2 separate regions of the Homo sapiens genome follow, and region 2 is linked to region 1. A link is a loop called in an ENCODE intact Hi-C map of the cell type or tissue named here. Cell type or tissue: ascending aorta. All regions are shown on one strand. Links, peaks and the distances in the headings refer to the core of each region. The heading gives the core; the rest is flanking DNA. Region 1 has its middle 250 kb from the start of USP25. Region 2 has its middle 43 kb from the start of RBM11.

The links. Peaks named below come from ENCODE experiments on the same cell type or tissue, not always from the same donor. Only the 100,000 strongest peaks of a DNase experiment are listed, where the experiment ranks them.
Region 2: it touches region 1 in a loop (13-fold over the local background); 35 of 110 quality-filtered maps call a loop at or near these places.

Annotation. Positions count from the first base shown.
Region 1 is chr21:15,478,408-15,487,349 of GRCh38, forward strand. No RefSeq gene overlaps it. Among named protein-coding and RNA genes, the nearest start is that of USP25, 250 kb to the right of the region's middle. RefSeq lists a silencer at 4,756-4,805. In ascending aorta, for the core only: a CTCF peak has its summit at 4,964 (motif pointing left); a DNase peak (open chromatin) is centred at 4,964.
Region 2 is chr21:14,254,790-14,263,731 of GRCh38, forward strand. No RefSeq gene overlaps it. Among named protein-coding and RNA genes, the nearest start is that of RBM11, 43 kb to the left of the region's middle. In ascending aorta, for the core only: a CTCF peak has its summit at 5,087 (motif pointing right); no DNase peak of the experiment used is centred there.

The DNA.
Region 1 (8,942 bases), core at 676-8,675:
TAATTTCCCCTTTGTGCCAGGGAGATGAGGATAACCAGCTTGGGATAAGCACCAGAAGTTACTAACACAGTTCTTTTTATTTTATTTCACAATATACTTTTTGCTGTTTCTTATCAAATAAGTATTCATGCACACTTATTATTCTGGGCCATGAAGTAGCAATGTATTACTAGGCAGAAGCAGTATGGTACCATGTTCTTGTTGGGAATATCATCATTTAACCCTCAACATTGTTGCAGTGGGGTAAATTAAGCTGCCAAGGGCTTAATGTTTTTCTCCTAGGATTTCCTGTTGAGTTTTGGTATCTAGAGACTGATGGGGATTAGCTTTGCATGCTCCCGCTTAGTCTTCTTGCATGTGGGAATTTGGGAGCAATTAATGTCATCTCTGATGACAGAGGAAATTAACTCTGTGTGTTAGCTATGTTGATAGAACATACTCAAAGGTTCAGATGGCAGTCTGAACTTCTGAACTTTTGGGAGCTAAATACACACTTAATTCTTTAGAGATCCCTGAAGACACAAATTAAAGAGGGTGAATTAAAAGAAAAAAGTGTTTCCAGTTTTTATAGGAGGAGCTTTGAAGTCACCATGGAATGAGTCTGAGAATCTCTACAGTATCTGTATACTGTAGGAAGAGGAGTTAAAGTCAGATCATTGGTGAAGTGGAAGGTTCTCACGTGAGAGGCAGGTACTGAGATGGCGGAAAGAGCAAAGCTGCTGGAAATTGGGGCAGTGGATCAATAGTGGGGGATGGATGTGGGACAAGCAGACGTGATCTCAATCATGAAATGTGATTTTGGAGCATGATAGTTTTACGGGTCCTTAAATCTGTCCCAATTTATCCTTTTCTCATGGAAATAACGAGCGCACTATTTGTCTTTTGAATCCATTATACAGAGTGAGTGCAACATTTCAGGTCAAAAGAAGATCTGTTCCCATAGACTGAACTACCATGTTCTTTTTCCTAATGATAATTCTAGTGAAAATAAAACAACAGCAAAATGTGTGTGTATTAATGAATGTGTGTGATCTGAGCACATACAACACAAGTACAACTAGATATAAAATAGGTAAGCAGACAAAACCTTCAGTGAGGGTTTCCATTATGATGCAACATAGGAAGTAGCTATAGTGTAATCTGTAGAAGCAACAAAATGTAGCATTTATTTCATCCCTTCTATGCTGCATGCCAATGGCAGACAATGTTAAAGGAGCACAGCTCTCTGTTCTATGAAGCCCAGGCCAGGCCTCAGCATCCTTGTCAACCCAGCACTGGAAGTAGCCACTATATAAACAAATAAACAATCAAATTTTGCACTCGATTTGAGAGCTACTTTCTATCAAACACCAGCAAAAGATTTCTGAATTTTGAATGGTGGTGAAAACTCTCCAGAGATTTTTTCCTTTTCACTAAAAGCCTGGTGAGATTATGCGTTTCCTTTTTGCTTTCTTTTCTTACTCTCCTCTGTCTTTTCTTGAAAAAAAAAATGTACTAAGCACTAACCACAAGAACCTGCATGTGTCAGGTGCTGGAGATAAAATTGTGAACAAGGCACAGTGGGAAAATTCTAAGTAATGTCCAGCACTCATAACCAGTCACTTCTGGAAAGATTTTCTTCACTTTGCTGAAAGCTATATGAATCCAGTTTCATCCTACCATGTGGCAATTTCTACCCTTCTCTACCCCCACCACCCCAGTTTAAACTATATCATCTATTGCCTGGACTGCTGTAGGAGCCACCTTGGTAAATCTCTACATTCACTCGGATCCTATCCAATCCATCTTCTGCACAGGAGTCAGAGCAATTACATACAGGGTCTTGTGATTCTCGTGCTTAAAACGCTCCACTGGATTTCCCCGGCTCTTTAGATGGAAGCCAACACTCCTAACACGGCGGCCAAGGCCCTGTGTAATTTGTTCCATACCTGTTTATTCAGCTTCATCTACCACCCCTCTCTTCTTCACTGTCTGTTATCCAACCACAATGTTTTTCCATTTCTCAAACTTACCCTTTCTGCCTTGCAGCTTTGTAGCCTGCAATACTATTTTCCCACTTTGCCTTCTAGTTAACTCTGTCATCTTTTAAGTTTCAGTTCAGAATTCACTTCACCTACTGCACACCCAGCTACTTTTGTATTAATTTCATGGTATCATGTACCTCTCCTTCTTTCATCACATTTAATGATAATTCATGTTGTCTGTTTGATTATTTGATTAACCTCTGCCTGCCTCATTAGCCTATTAGCTCAATGATGACATAATGATTGCAAGGAAAATGTCTGCTGTGCTCTTAAGTGTGTTTGAGCGTGTGTGCACGCACGTCTAGCACATAGTAGATGCTCAACAAATACTAGTGGCATGGAGGCAGGAGGAAACAACTCACTGGTTGCATGAATGAACAAATAAAGATAGGAGTGTTCCTGTCCCCAGACCTTACAATCTAATGGGAAACAGATAATAAATAGACAATTTGAAGACAGTTTGATGAGTTCTGTGAGAAGACAAGTATAGTGTGCTACATGCAAACATAAGAGGGATACTGAATTCCAATTTGAAGGGGCTACTATAGTAGAGATGAAGAGGAATTATATAATCAAGAGTTACAATAGACATATTTACAGAAATGGAGCAGTTTCACATATCCAGCCCTTGCGGGGCTATGTATAGTAGTAAATAAGAACAGAAATACAAGCTGTGGAAATTCTGCTGCAAAGGCTGTATTTTAAAGTCTGAACTCTAAATGGTTGCAAACAGAGAGAGACTGAGAATTCTTCCAATTAGCACATCTGTCTTGACTCAGGAAGTGACTACACTGAGGCAGATCCACATAAAAACAGAGAACACAGAGGGAAGTCAACCTATGATTAAAAAAAAAAATTCAAATAATGACACAGTAAGAGGATCAGGGTCAAAACTGAAGATACTTTCCCCCTAAGCTGTGCATAGCTAGAAAAGATTAGTAGGGGCTGGGGGCAGTGGCTCACACCTGTAATCTCAGCACTTTGGGAGGCCGAGGTGGGCAGATCCCAAGGTCAAGATATCGAGACCATCCTGGCCAACGTGGTGAAACCCTGTCTCTACTAAAAATACAAAAATTAGCTAGGCGTGGTGGCAGGTGCCTGTAGTCCCAGCTATTCTGGAGGCCGAGGCAGCAGAATCGCTTGAAACCAGGTGGTGGAGGTTGCAGTGAGCCAAGATCGTGCCACTGCACTCCAGCCAGGCAACAGAGTGAGACTCCGTCTCAAAACAAAAAAAGAATGTAGAAAAGATTAGTAGGGGACCCAGGGATCTCATTTTAGTTAAAGCTGAGCACGGTTTCTGGGCATTTCATACATGTATGCATAGATATGCTTTATATGCATAATTGAATAAATTAAATATAGTTTATTGTAAATTACAGATGGGTCATTCTGAAGTAATCTTCTTTATTGCCGTTGCGAAGTCTCAATTAAAAAAAAATTAGTTACTGTTAAACATATATTTGGACACAAACAAATCCAAACAGCACATGCAGTTGAACTCCTGGATAGCCAAGCCAAGCAGCTCACGTTAGAGGACTGTGCTTGAAGAAGATCTGTTCCTGATGGTGAGCGGACCACATGTCATTCACAAGTACGTATACCCTTCAAATAGCTTTGCTATAGATTTGCCATGTAGCTTTCAAGGCCAGAGAAAGGGGGTCCCCTGAGGGTCTTTCTTTTTTTTTTTTTTTTAATAATGGAGCCCATGAACACTAGTGCAGAATGTAAATGTGAAGTCACAGAACCCATTTTTCCTAACTGTGATCACCCAGATTTTGCTGTAGGGTAGCAAATGACTGCAGATTCCAGGGGGAGAAGCCAAACAGCTCTCACTACCCTGAAAAAATGGAAGTCAGAAAAAGCATTCAACAATGTCACCCTGCTGCAAGCATGTTAGGAGCTGTCCCCAGAGACCTCATCTTCCTCTTCATCCTCAGCAAAGAAAATTAAATGTCACTAGTGAGCACAGAACCTCCCTCATTTCACCATTATCTTCTCTTTTCTAAAGATGCTTTATGTCCTTTCTGAAAGTACTAAAGAAATCCTTAATGATATCTAGAAATAATGTTTCTTTCTTGCACCCAGAATTTTCCTGCTCTTTGGAAAGTAACACTTCACTCTTTTTTTTTTTCTGAATTATTATTTACAGGGCAAGTTGACATTTTAGGACACAAATCAGATTATCAAGTTTAGTCTTGGTGAAATCACCTTATTATTTGTAAGAAATACCTGTCTTCAGTTAAAGCATGGGTAATCATTAATGATAAATATAATGTTATTTAATATGTGGTATGTAATTGGAGAGTGCCATAGGTGAGTGCAGACAGAAATAAACTAGTTTTCAAACTAACTGGCTCTACTCCATCTAGCTATGTGTCCCTAAATAAAGCACTTAACTGCTCTGTGCCACAAGAGTTTGCCACAAAACACAAAACTAGTAGAATCCTAAAGATCTCAAAAAGCCTGTATGTTTAAAAGAATGTCACTGTAACTTTGGGAAACTTTAAGGCACTGAACATGTTCGATATCATCAGAAGCTAGAAAAAATGATTAGGATTTTTCCTTTAAACTTTATACATTTGTGTTTTGTCTTGGTTTTGAGTATTTAGTGTTTTTTTCATTTTTAAATGAGCTTTGTAGTTAGTGCATTGGCCCTCAGGAACGATAATTTATTGTTTTTGTTTTATTTTAGGTTAAAGTAAAATTATGAGACTTCATATATTTCTGAGTGACTTAAGACTGTTCACTGGGAAACCACAGCTTGTGCACGATAGCACTGTGCTTGTATCAAGTGACCTCAGAGCTTTCCTGCATAGAATCCTTCCCCAATGCTCTTAATTTTCTGCGCTTGCAGGCAGGCCTTAGGCATCTTTCTGACCATCCTCGCGTATCCCAGAGTGGGCCTCGGTCTTTGCAGAGGTGTACCACCGCCCTCTGCTGGACAGATTGCAGCAAGTAGCCTCAGAGTCCCTTCTCAAGTGTGGGTTTCCTGCCCCGCCTCTCCTACACCATCAGACCTGAGTGGACATGTACAGTCTTCACAAAGGGTTAGGTGAAATTGATAATTTTAGAGGTTTGGGTATTTTACTAAAGATGCTTTGAGTAACATGATAAACAAGCATCTGACTTTTTAACTTGGGATTTTCAATGATACTCATTACAAACTGACTAGCATTCACATTTTGGAACACTCATTCCTTTTGACTGATTCAGCACACTTCGCCAGGTATTCTCCAATCAGAGAACTATTTTTATCTCACATGAATTAGAAGAGATGGTTCCTAACAGATAAAGATGATATTCCAATGAGATAAACCTTCTCCTTCTGAGTTAATTAGACATTGACTGGTAGGCTGTATTCTCAATCATTTTGCCATCAAATATTTTTTGAAAACCTACTACACACCCAGAAATCTTTTAAGTGTCAGGGATATAGCAAGAAATACAATACTTTAAAAAGATATATGCCAGTCACCTTGTATCTATTTCTGACCTGCTGAAATATAAGTTCTAATGGGAATACAACTAGAGTGACCAACCGTCTTGGTTTTCTCAGGATTCACAGGCTTCCTAGGATGCGATATTTTCAGTGCCAAAACAAGTACCAGGAAAATTGAAGGAGTTGGTTATGGTAAATACATCTCTACCATAAAAGATTGTAAACTACACTAGCATTTATTGAAAAATAGCCTTTCAATAGTGTTAGGTTCATCCTTAATACTATTCCTCTGAATAGTTTCTTCTCATTAAAAATGTGTTGCAATTTATAAATTACATAAAAATTAGTCTATTGAATTGTTGTTTGCAGAGCATTTTCTTATATACAAAAGAGCTGAGCAAACCTAAAATCATAAATTCAAATTTGCTCTGTGAAAGCCAAGCAAAGTAAATACCGGAAAAGCCAACCTCAATCTTGTAAGATGCAGAAAGAGCTTAGATTACCTATGCAGAGACACTTTAGAACAAAAGGGGAAATTAAAACCAGGAAAAGGTATTTATTAATGAAATCCCTGAGAAAGACAAACTATCAATCAGGTGATAACAAACGATAAAAGCTTAAAACTGGAAGATCCTAAAATTCACCCATTTTCTATCCAAACAAAACATTTTCTCCAGGATTTTGATGTTATTTATTAAAGCTTGAATACATCTTCTGACATATTATTCCAAAAAAAATTAGTCTTTATTTCTCACCAATAATTGTTTCCCATATTTTATTTAAATATGATCCTCTTAATTTTCTTAATTTTGCTTTAGATAATTTTTTAAAAAATATATAACTTCATATATCCATGTGTCGTTAGAACTAAAACTAAAATTCAATATTATTTTCTGCTTGACATCTGCTAAGAATGGAGGGTCTCAAATGGTCTAACTGCAAGTTCCCCTCCTCACTTTGCTTGTGAGAATAAAGCTCCCTAACTGAATAACTCTCCTTAGTGAGGTGACCAGGCACAATTTCTGCCTATTACTGGGGAGTAGGTTTCAGTTCCCAGCTAGCCTATGGATTTATTCAAACAAGCCAATCACGTCGTCTTGTGGGAACCAGGACATCATGCCCTCTTGATACTACAAAGCCTGCTCCCACAGCCCCTGGTTGTTCACTCTGTTCCTGGTGATATACTCCCTGGCATGCAGTGTCCTCCTCTCCTGGGCTGTGAGTATATGTGACTAATAAATTGCTGTCTATCCCATCTGTCCAGCACCAGGTATTGTGTATATGGCCATCACCTTAGCCCTAGCGTGGAAATCCCTTCCTCACTAATGGGGTAAAGAGGAGTCCATTAAAACAACCCATACCTATGATATCTTATACAATGCTACACAATTCTCCTCAGTCTTCTATTTTCCAGTGGTTTCCACTCTTATCCTGCAAAATCACTGCTGAGGTGAAGCTAGAAAATCATTGAAGTATAACAAGACATTGAAATAGGCATACTTTTTGATTGAGTGCAAATGAGGCTCTTATAATCACTGTTGAGAGATGAGTAAACTCAAAGCTTTTAAGAAGCTAGTTGCTTCATAAGAACTATAAGTGACGATTGGGGGGACTAGTATTCAGAAATTTTTGTAGACAAAGAAAAGTTGAAGGAAAAATATGCATTTGTTTAGCAAAGATTCTATTTTTTAAAAATCCAGTTCTAAATTTTATATGCTAAATGAGAAGCTGCTGTGTATGTTCACAAATCTACAGATAATTTCCTTCTCTGTTTTTATAAATGGTTTAATTCTTCTTTCAAACCTAAACTTATATGCCAGAAGTTGTAAGAACAACAAAAAAAAGCGACCATCCGAGTTTTAATACCTTACTTTGCTCCTACTCCCTGTGAAATAAAGAAATTGATAAGCAATGGACTGGTTACAGGTGGACATTAAGAATTATTCATAGAAAGTTAGCAGTGGAAAGGACATGAGGAACTCCCCAGCCCAACCATCCAGCTCTCACTGAATTAATGGATGTGAAAATGAGGTTCAGTAAATTGTCTGTGTGTCAGATGTCAGTGTCAGGCTCTCTAATTCTCAGCCCATTTCTTTTTCAGCACCCTTTGCCCCTCCCCCCACTTAAAATTAATTGAAAATTGACTAAAGAGCTTGGCCAGGTTCCTAATGTGGTAGCTTAGCATATTCACTGAATTGCAATGTAATGCATTAAGAAAGTCGTTCCTTTCTTACCCTGGTTCAGACACATTTCTCTGAGAATCTGAAGGACCAATACAAGATATGCCAATTAGAGAGTTCAGAATTTATGACGTCCATGGATTAACTAATCAATAATGCTACTTGGTATATTTCAAATTTAACAGAATTTGAAATGGCCTATGGTTACATATCAAGGAGGCATAATTATACAACATATCAAACATCTGTAGGATCAGCCCAGACTAGAACTTACCTATGCATATTTCCTGCATGCATGTGACAGTGTACACTACAAAGAATAAAGTCACCCAGTGGAAGCAAGAAGTACAAATCCAAACTGAACTGAAAATAGAGCTCTAGGAAGCCTCAGAAGCAAGAAGCTATTGCACAAGATGGATCCTTGGTTGAGAAGGGGATTCTTTGCAAGGTTAGACTAGATGAGACCAACCAGCTCAAATAAGTTGAATTAAAGGATAGACCAAATAGCTAGGAGAACTTACACACACATGCACACACACACATGCACACATGCATGCGTGCACACACACAGGCACACGTGCATGCATGCACACACACGCACACACATGCACACACCCATGTGCACACACACACGCACACATACACAAGTACACACACGCATGTGCGCACGCACACACATTCTTTTTTAGAAATTACGCAACTCAGAAATGCATCTCTAAATTATAGGGAGAAGAGAGGAAAAAAATACAGGTTTTGTGTATCCTGGCATCTCCAGAAAATATTGAAAAATGAAGACAGAAGTTCAGTTATTTTTTATCATATAGATGTTTTCCTTTTTCGAATTCCACATTAGGTTATGAAATTCTACTCTTCGGGATTAGAAGAGTAGAATCATATAGATGTTTTCCCTTTTTGAATTCCACATTAGGTTATGAAATTCTACTCTTTGGGAAAATTGCAAAATAAAATGAGAGTAATTTCATGGACCTTCAACCGTGATGAAATTCTTACCTTGAAAAGCTAAGAACAGTAAAGTAAATGATTGAGCAGGTAGGGCCTCCACAAGTGGAAGACTTTCCCAGCCAAATATCAGCAACAGCCAAAAAGACTAGGCCATTTCCAAAAAACTAACTCAACAATTAATAGTGATTTATTACTCAGGAACCTGACATTAATTAAAGCAAATTTAGCAGTATCCTTATCACTTGAAGTTGATGTTATTGCAGTTGGCTGGAAAGAGAGTACAAATTACTTCGGCAAGGCTGCCAGTCACTCACATCCTCCTAAAATGCCTTTCTA
Region 2 (8,942 bases), core at 439-8,438, 1.2 Mb before region 1:
CAGAAGGATCCCCTGGGCTGGTTTTCCTCTGCCCATCTCCTGTGGGATCCTCCTGTGGGGAGCAGCACCAAGGCGCTAGAACTCCAGGTGGATCTGCAAGAAGTGCATCACACTTACCACTGACCTTAGCAGGTGTTCTTTGTTTTTATTCCATTTATATTTACATTTTTATGATAGAAAACTATACTATTTGAATATCAATATTGTTACTAATTCTAGGGATGTGGACCAAACAGATAAATGTAATCAAAATGGTTTCATTTTATAAAATTTATTTTTTATTTCTAAGTCAATCATTTTAATAGGTATGTACTGGTATCTTACTGTGGTTTTAATTTACATTTTCCTAATGAATAACAATGTTGAATATCTTTTCATGGCTTTTTTGCCACCTGAATATATTTTCATTGGTCTGTTCAACTCATTTAAAAAAATTGGTTGTTTGTATTCTTAGTATTGGGTTTTGAGAGAATTCTTTTTATATTCTGGATATAAGTCCATTATAAGATGTGTAATTTGCAGATATTTTCTCCTAGCTGGTGCTTGTCTTTTCATTCTCTTAACATGTTGTTTGAAGAGCAGAAGTTTTGAATTTTACGAAGTCTAACATCAACTTTTTTCTTTAACTTTTATTTTAGCTTCCCAGGTACATGTGGAGGATCTCAGTTTTGTTACGTAGGTAAATATGTGCCATGGTGGTTTACCGCACAGAACAACCCAGCACCTAGCTATTTAGCTCAGCATCCATAAGCTATTCTCCCTGATGCTCTCCCTCCCGCCATCCACCCAAGACAGGCCCCAATGTGTGTTGTTCCCCACCATGTGTCCATATGTTCTCATCTTTCAGCTCCCACTTACAAGTGAGAACACATGGTGTGTGGTTTTCTGTTCCTGCATTAGTTTGCTGAGGAGAATGTCTTCCAGCTCCATCCATGTCCCTACAAAGGACATGATCTCATTCCTTTTTATGGCTGGATAGTATTCCATGGTGTATATGCGCCACATTTTCTTTATCCAGTCTATCATTGATGGGCATTTAGGTCGTTACCATGTCTTTGCTATTGTGGATAGTGCTGCCGTGAACATAATCATGCATGTGTCTTTATAATAGATTGATTTATATTCCTTTGGGCATATATCCAGTAATGGGTTTGCTGGGTCAAATGGTATTCTGCTTCTAGATTTAGAGGAATCATCACACTGTCTTTCAGAATGGTTGAACTAGTTTACATTCCCACCAACAGTGTAAAGGTGTTCCTTTTTCTCCACAACGTTGTCAGCATCTGCTACTTCTTAACAAAGATGGTTGTAGGTGTGTGGCCTTATTTCCCAGTTCTCTATTCTGGTCCATTGGTCTATATGTCTGTTTTTGCACCAGTACCATGCTGTTTTGGTTACTGCAGCCTTCACTTTACAAAATTTCTAACATATCTGAAGGGTTGCTAACTTCTCTTACAAGTTAGGGAAGTCAGTATACCATAAAGCACTTGGGTGATACTTTGTGCATTCCCTTAGAGAACTATTTCCTTAGAAATCCGAAGCCTGTCTCTGAGTCAGGGTAATTCTCTGTCACCTTGAAACTCACTTTTGGGTTCATTGTGATTCTGCATTCTGTCCCATTTCATGGCTTCCTAGGAAGAAAATATAAACTGGTTACTAATAGGCCTAGGGGGGAGTCCAAGAGTAGTGTTTGGTTTTGGAGGAATTCGCTTTTTTTTTTTGAGGCGGAGTCTCGCTCTGTCGCCCAGGCTGGAGTGCAGTGGCGCGATCTCGGCTCACTGCAAGCTCCGCCTCCCGGGTTCACGCCATTCTCCTGCCTCAGCCTCCCGAGCAGCTGGGACTACAGGCGCCCACCACCACGCCCGGCTAATTTTTTGTATTTTTAGTAGAGACGGGGTTTCATCGTGTTAGCCAGGATGGTCTCGATCTGCTGGCCTTGTGATCCGCCCGCCTCGGCCTCCCAAAGTGCTGGGATTACAGGCATGAGCCACCGCGATTCTCTTTTAAAGGTGAAAGCTGTTTGCCCTGAGAGAGTACTGGTCTCTTCCTCTCAAGGGGACTATACTGTTCTTATTTGGCCACTGAACTGATGGTTAAGTACAGTGGGTTAAGAGAACAAAAGGCCTAGAGATGTTACAGGGAATATGTTGTTCCCTCTGCTCATGTTTCTACTCTGTAGATATCCCAAAAGGGATTTTTTTTTTAAATTTTTTATTTCTATAGGTTTTTGGGGGAACAGGTGGTATTTGGTTATATGAGTAAGTTCTTTACTGGTGATTTGTGAGATTTATATTTAGAATTTATATTAATAAATATAAATTTATTTATACTATATATAATTAAATCTACATAGTAGATTTATATTTATGTAGATTTCTACTATAGTAGATCTATATAAGTTATAATATAAATATATAGAGATTTATATTAGATTTACCTAATAATTTATATTATAATAGATTTACACAAATAAATATCAATATATTAATAAATATACATTTATTAATCTACATAGTAGATTTATATTTGTACACATATATCCTATTGATTGTATTTCTCTGAAGAACACGGATGAATACGCTACTGATCTTATCATCCTTCCACCCTCACATTTGCCCATACTTTATACAACCGTTTGGTATTGCTATTTCACTCTTTAAGGGGTGTATCACAGGTTGGGTTCTACAGGAAGCAGACTCTGTGATGGAGTTTAGCATACAGTATGTTTCCTAGAGAATGCTCTTGGGATCGCCACCAGTGACAAGGAAGAGATGTGAGCAGCAATGGGCAGAGGAAAAGGTGAAGAGTGAAGGAGGCCACTGCCTCTTCATAATCGGAGCTATCCTGTTTTGCACTGAAGTGGTCTGGTCTTTGTACCCCAATGTCTACCAGTCATTTACTGTAGCCACCACAGAAGTGTGTGGCCTTTGGCCAGACTGCTCTTAGCAGCTGAGACAACCCTGTGAGGACTTGGCAACTAAAGGCTCTCTGCTGGCACCTATCCCAGCAAACTTTGGGGTGACAAATCCTCCTTGAAGGTTGTCTGGGTGGTGCAGCTTCATGTCCCCCACTGGGTCATTCCCTGATTGCTTTTATTACAGATTCTCTCCCTGCAGTTTTTCTTTGTTTCTTTCTTTTTTTTTTTTTTTTTTTTGAGACTGAGTGTCACTCCTGTCGTCCAAGTGGGAGTTCAATGCAATGGCGCGACCTCAGCTCACTGAAACCTCCGCCTCCCGGGTTCAAGCGATTCTCCTGCCTGTAATCCCAAGTAGCTGGGATTACAGCCACCTGCCACCATGCCCAGCTAATTTTTTGTATTTTTAGTAGAGACAGGGTTTCAGTATGTTGGCCAGGCTGCTCTCGAGCTACTGACCTCAGGCGATCCACCTGCCTTGGCCTCCCAAAGTGCTGGGATTACAGGCGTGAGCCACCGCGACCAGCCCCTCCCTGCAGTTTTGAAAGAGAACTTATTCATAGTTACTACCTATAGTATTGATGGAGAATTTATCAATAGTTCCTATCTGAAGTTTTGAAATAGAACTTATTGATAGTTTCCCAAATTCTGGCTCCTTCTGGGAAACATCTAACCTCCTCCTTTTTTTCTCCAGTTGGATCTCTTGAGATTCCTCTATATCACCTTCTTTCCCCCCGGAATTACTCCCTAGCTTGCTTCTTGAAACTAAGTCGGTCTAGGTATGTTCTTTGAGTTCTAGTCCCCTTTTCTCTCTCATTATGGGTCTAGTTTAGCTTCTGAATACTCAAACACCCTCTGTATCTTGAAGTTTTAGCACTCAGCCAGCTTGTCCTCTGTTGTTTCTTAGAGCTAACCCTGTTATCTGAGTCAGAATCCATCTCTACAAAAAATACAAAAATTAGTCAGGCGTGGTGGTGCGTGCCTGCAGTGGTGGTGCATGCCAGCTACTTGTGGAGTTGAGGTGGGAGGATCACTTGAGCCTGAGAGATCGAGGCTGCAGTGAGCCATTTTCACCCCACTGCACTCCAGCCTGGGTGATAAAAAGAGAGCTCCTGTCTCCAAAACAAAACAAAACAAACAAAAAAACAGTCCAACTACCAACTATATGTGACTTACAATAAACCAACTAATGGAAAAGGAAAGGTATACTGAAATATTGAAAGTAACAAAATATAAAATCATACACCATGCAAACATAAACCAAACAAACAAAAGCTGGTATAACTTTATTGATATCAGGAAATAGAGACTTTAAAGCAAACATTATTACACACGTGATAAAGAGGGCACTTGAAAATAATTGAAGATTCAATTCACTAGTTTGAAATAAATTTAATGTTGTGTGTACTTCATATCATATTCTCAAAACACATAAAGGGAAAAGTGCCAAAAGCACAAGGAAAAATACCCAAATTCACAATCACAGCAAAAGATTTTACACACTTTTATGCATAATGGAAAAAGCAAGCATACAGACAAATTCATAAGAGATTTAGACAAATTGAACAATGCAATTAGTGAATTCAATATCTTTGTTTATCTTTCTATATCCATCTGACTGCCACCCCACAAACAAGAACACTGCACAGTTAGAGACGGAAACTTATACAAGGTCATAGAGCAAGTCATTAAAAATTGTAGAGTTTTAAATCATATGTATATCAAAGGTTGGTAAAATATGGACCAGAGGCCACCTCTAGCCTGCTGCCTCTTTTTGTAATAAACTTTTATTGTAATAATACAGCCTCACTCATTCCATTACTATTGTCTGTGGTTGCTTTCATACTACAATGGCAGAGTTAAGGAATTGTGTCAGAGACCTAATGTTCCCAAGATTTGGGGTTCTGCTAACTTAGTGATCTTGGTTTCCAAGGGAGGAATGCTTCCACCAGAGATGCTTTAATATGGTTCCATTAAACTGGAAGCTGAGCCCACACGTGGCCACTTGGAGCTCCCCATGCTAGTAAATCAACAGGAAAAGAAGAAAATGAATGTTATGGCTGGGAAATTAATTCTGACTATCTGGAGGATATGGATTGCTACTACAAAAAGCGCTGAAATAGAAGTAGGTCTAATCCACAGTGAGTTGGTTGTTATTTAATCTGTCCAGTAGATGGTGCCAAAGTAATATTCGTAGATGATTAGGCATTCTCACAGGCTATTCCAAGATGAAGATTTGTTCCCACAGCCAACCATCCTTTTTTGCCTTGGAAAGGTGAAGTCTACATTTGCAATTGCTAATGCCAGCTGGACAGCCCCCTGCCTATATATTGAAACTGGATGGTAGTGCTAGTTTTACTTTTGGTATTGAAAGAACAAAGGTCAAACCATTATCTTAGAGCTTTTATAGCCCTTTACTGATAAGTTTTTACGAAATCATAAAATAAACATATTCTGAAATTAAATCAGAAAGTGTTGTGAACATGAAGTCAACAATTTACAGTCATATATCATATTTTTAATTTTAGAGGCTATTTGAAAGGTGTGCTCTATTTTAAATTCACACTACATACACTGTTTTTTCCCAGTGTTAGCCTTCAATCCTAAACAAGAGCACTTGTTAAGTACTGTTTGATCTTTTATAGAGGCTGTTCCATCAGCTGAATAGTCAAGACGCTGTAAAGGGTTTCAGTTTAAATTTACAAAGCTATACATAATAAAAATCATTTGCTAAGCAAAGTAGAAGAAAAGTCAAAACATAAAAGGATTTAATTGTTTTTGGCAAAATGGTTGAGAGCACAGACTCTGGAGAGAAAAAAAATCTGGATTCCAATGCTTGTTCTGTATGATCTGGGACAAAGTTCTCAGGTTTTATTCTGAACCTTTTGTTTCCTCAGCTATATAATGCAGGTAATAATGGTTTCTTCCTCATAACTTTGCTCTAAGATAACATGAGTACAAATCCCTGGGAATATGCTTAGCATGTAAGTCCTAAATAAATGCTAACAATATTAATTATATTATCATTATTTAACAAATGTTGAACTTTGTGAACTCATGTCTAAAATATCAAAATTTTAATGTGTAATTTGGACCTTTCATCTACAGTAAATTTGTCTTTTTTGTTTTTAAAATATCTATGGAAACCATCTTTTGTTATAGAATGCAATGCTGTCTTCCATTTAAATAGCATGACACTGAGTATATTTAATTGAATTTGAATGGATTTCAATTAAATCAGGATTTAATTTGTAAATCAGACAATTTACTCATTCTTTTCTCTGAATGACACATTCTGGTTCAACAGACCAATATTTATATTCTTGAAAATTTAAATATAGTTGCAAATTTTGTATTAAAATATAATAAATATTTCAGAACTCATACCTCATGGATTTCAAATAAGGCATCCTACAATATAGTTCCGTTGATTCTGTAGCTACAATCAGACACGCGTTTTGTTCGAGTTCTAAAAGTTTGCTCGAGCCAACTTTAATGGGACCACTGAAACTTCCCAACAGTTTCATTTACAGAGGTTGCTGCACCTGTGCTACATTGAGAACATATCAATAAAGCCTTGACAACTTTGAGACAGCCAATTAAAAAGAGCTCCCCAGAGAATCTCCAATCGGCCTGTGCACTGGGAGGACAGAGTGGAGCCTTGGGAAGTTCCCCCCATTTGCAGGGGGAAGGAACCTGGTCCCTCCTCTTCCTGTGAAGTAACCTGGGATTCTATTTGTGAGATGGGGGCCTGTTAACAGGAACCCCTCTTGTTTTACTGTATTATTTTCCTTTTTGCCCAATAAATTCCATAATCCCCGCACCCTTCAAAGTGTCTGTGAGCCTAATCTTTCCTGGTCCTGTGACCAGGAAACAACCCAATTTTTAGCTGAACTAAGGAGAAAGTTTAGTAAGGAAATTATAGTCTACCAAAGGATTAAACATATTTTGATGCAATAATCATTGAAATCTTATTTATTATATTGGCATAAAATTATATCAATGAAAAAATAGAAGTTTCAGAAATAGACACAATGGATTATGATAATTTAGAATATAAAGAAGTACACATTGAATATTGGTGAGCTGAAGAAAGTTCAGAAATAGACACAATGGATTATGATAATTTAGAATATAAGGAAGTACACATTAAATATTGGTGAACTGAATAGTATTTAATCAATACTGTGATAAATGAATTGTTCAGAAAAGACTAGATGCACACATTTTAACATATTAAAAAATAAATTCTAGAAAGATTAAAAGGGCAATTTTTTAAATCAAATGTTAAGAAAACCAATCTTTTCAAAAATTCTGCAAGAGTTTTAGTGCTATTTGCATAGTATGACTGGGAAAGTTTATCTGAAAAAAGTTAAATGGCCTGCCTGGGCCACAATGTTAATTAGCAGAAGAGCAAGGAATCAAATACAAATTGATTTGAACATAAAACCTACAATTGTTGATTAAAATTCTATATAAATTACTTAGAAGAGTCCTCAGCGTGTTTTAGACTAGATAACCTTATTATTAGTGGTGGTGATGTCATCATCACTATCATTATTACCCACAGAGCAGGAAGATGAGTGTAAAGTTAAGTGAAATAAATGTATCAATTTATAAATAAATAACATTCTGGGGACAATGTAAGTTACTAGTATGCTTTTGGATAATGTTGCCAAAGGTTAAGCAGAACCATTAGAATGCTGAAACCTCCTGAACTAGTAATTCTTTGTAATTCATTTCAAAGTAATAAAAAGAAGTGAGTAAAAACACTTCTGCACAAAGAAGCTTATGTCATAGTAAAAACTTGGAAATAATAAGATGTTGAATAATTGACATTATTAAATTATGCTACATTAGCATAATAAAATATTAGGTAGTTATTTTTAATGATAATTATGGGGATAATGCAGGAAAACTATTTGTGAAACCTAAAAATGGAAAAAAATAAATGTAAACATGGTAAAATTGTAACTAAATGCAATAATAGAGCTTATTTAAGAACTGGAGCACAGAAAATTACACATAGAGTTGTCATGGGGTGGAGGTGAGGATAGAGTTTAGGCGATCTTTTTCTTTGCTCTTTTTAATGTTTTCAAATGTTTTTATAAAATAGGCAGTAATACATTTAGGCAATTTGCTTAATATGTTCATGGATATAATTATAATTTCCAAATATAAATGTAAGTATATTTGGCTAAGTTCAAAATAATGTGAGCTTTAATTAATTGTTTCAGCGATTTCAAAGAGAGAAATTCAACATGTTAAATAATATAGGTTTTCAGATTTCTCTTTCTTTTTGTTCAAATTTGGAAAGTTTTTTTATCCTTAAATTAATTCTCAATTAATAATCATTGAGGGAGAAACTGTATCTATATTTTTATAGGAATCTTCTTTAATGAAGGTTAATCACTTTGGTAGTCTTTGAAGAATTTAAAGACTTTTCCGACTTCTCTCTCTGTTCACTAATGTGCAATTTTGAAAGCCAAATTAATGAAACTCTTCCTTGCATAGCTCATCCTTATCCCATAAATTCATCTAGTTAAAGTAAATAGGAAGATAATGACTACATTCTTGTGTCATAACCACCACCTTTGCTTTAATATATAAAGATCGATGGTGAGTCGAAGTATGAGAACATTGACCAAGGAGGAGGCTGGAAATGAGGTTGAAATTGTGAACTAACCTGTTGTGACCTTTTTTTTAAACCTTTACAGTACACATGATTTTATTGTGTCTACTTCTATACTTAAAAGATATTAGCTTTAATTTGAAATGATTTTTTAAATGATAAGACTCCTTTGTCAATCGTCATCCTTGACTGAATTCCATCTGCTGTTCCTAATACGATAATTCGTTGGATCTAAGATGTCAATGATTGTGAGCCTTATCATTATTTCCTGAACTACTAAGAAAAAAATCTACAAATTAAACTATAACCAACAATGCTTTCTTGTCTATGAGATGTGTTATTTTATACTTATTTAGATCACTTGTTTAGGTTTTAGTCAGGATAAAACTTCTGTAC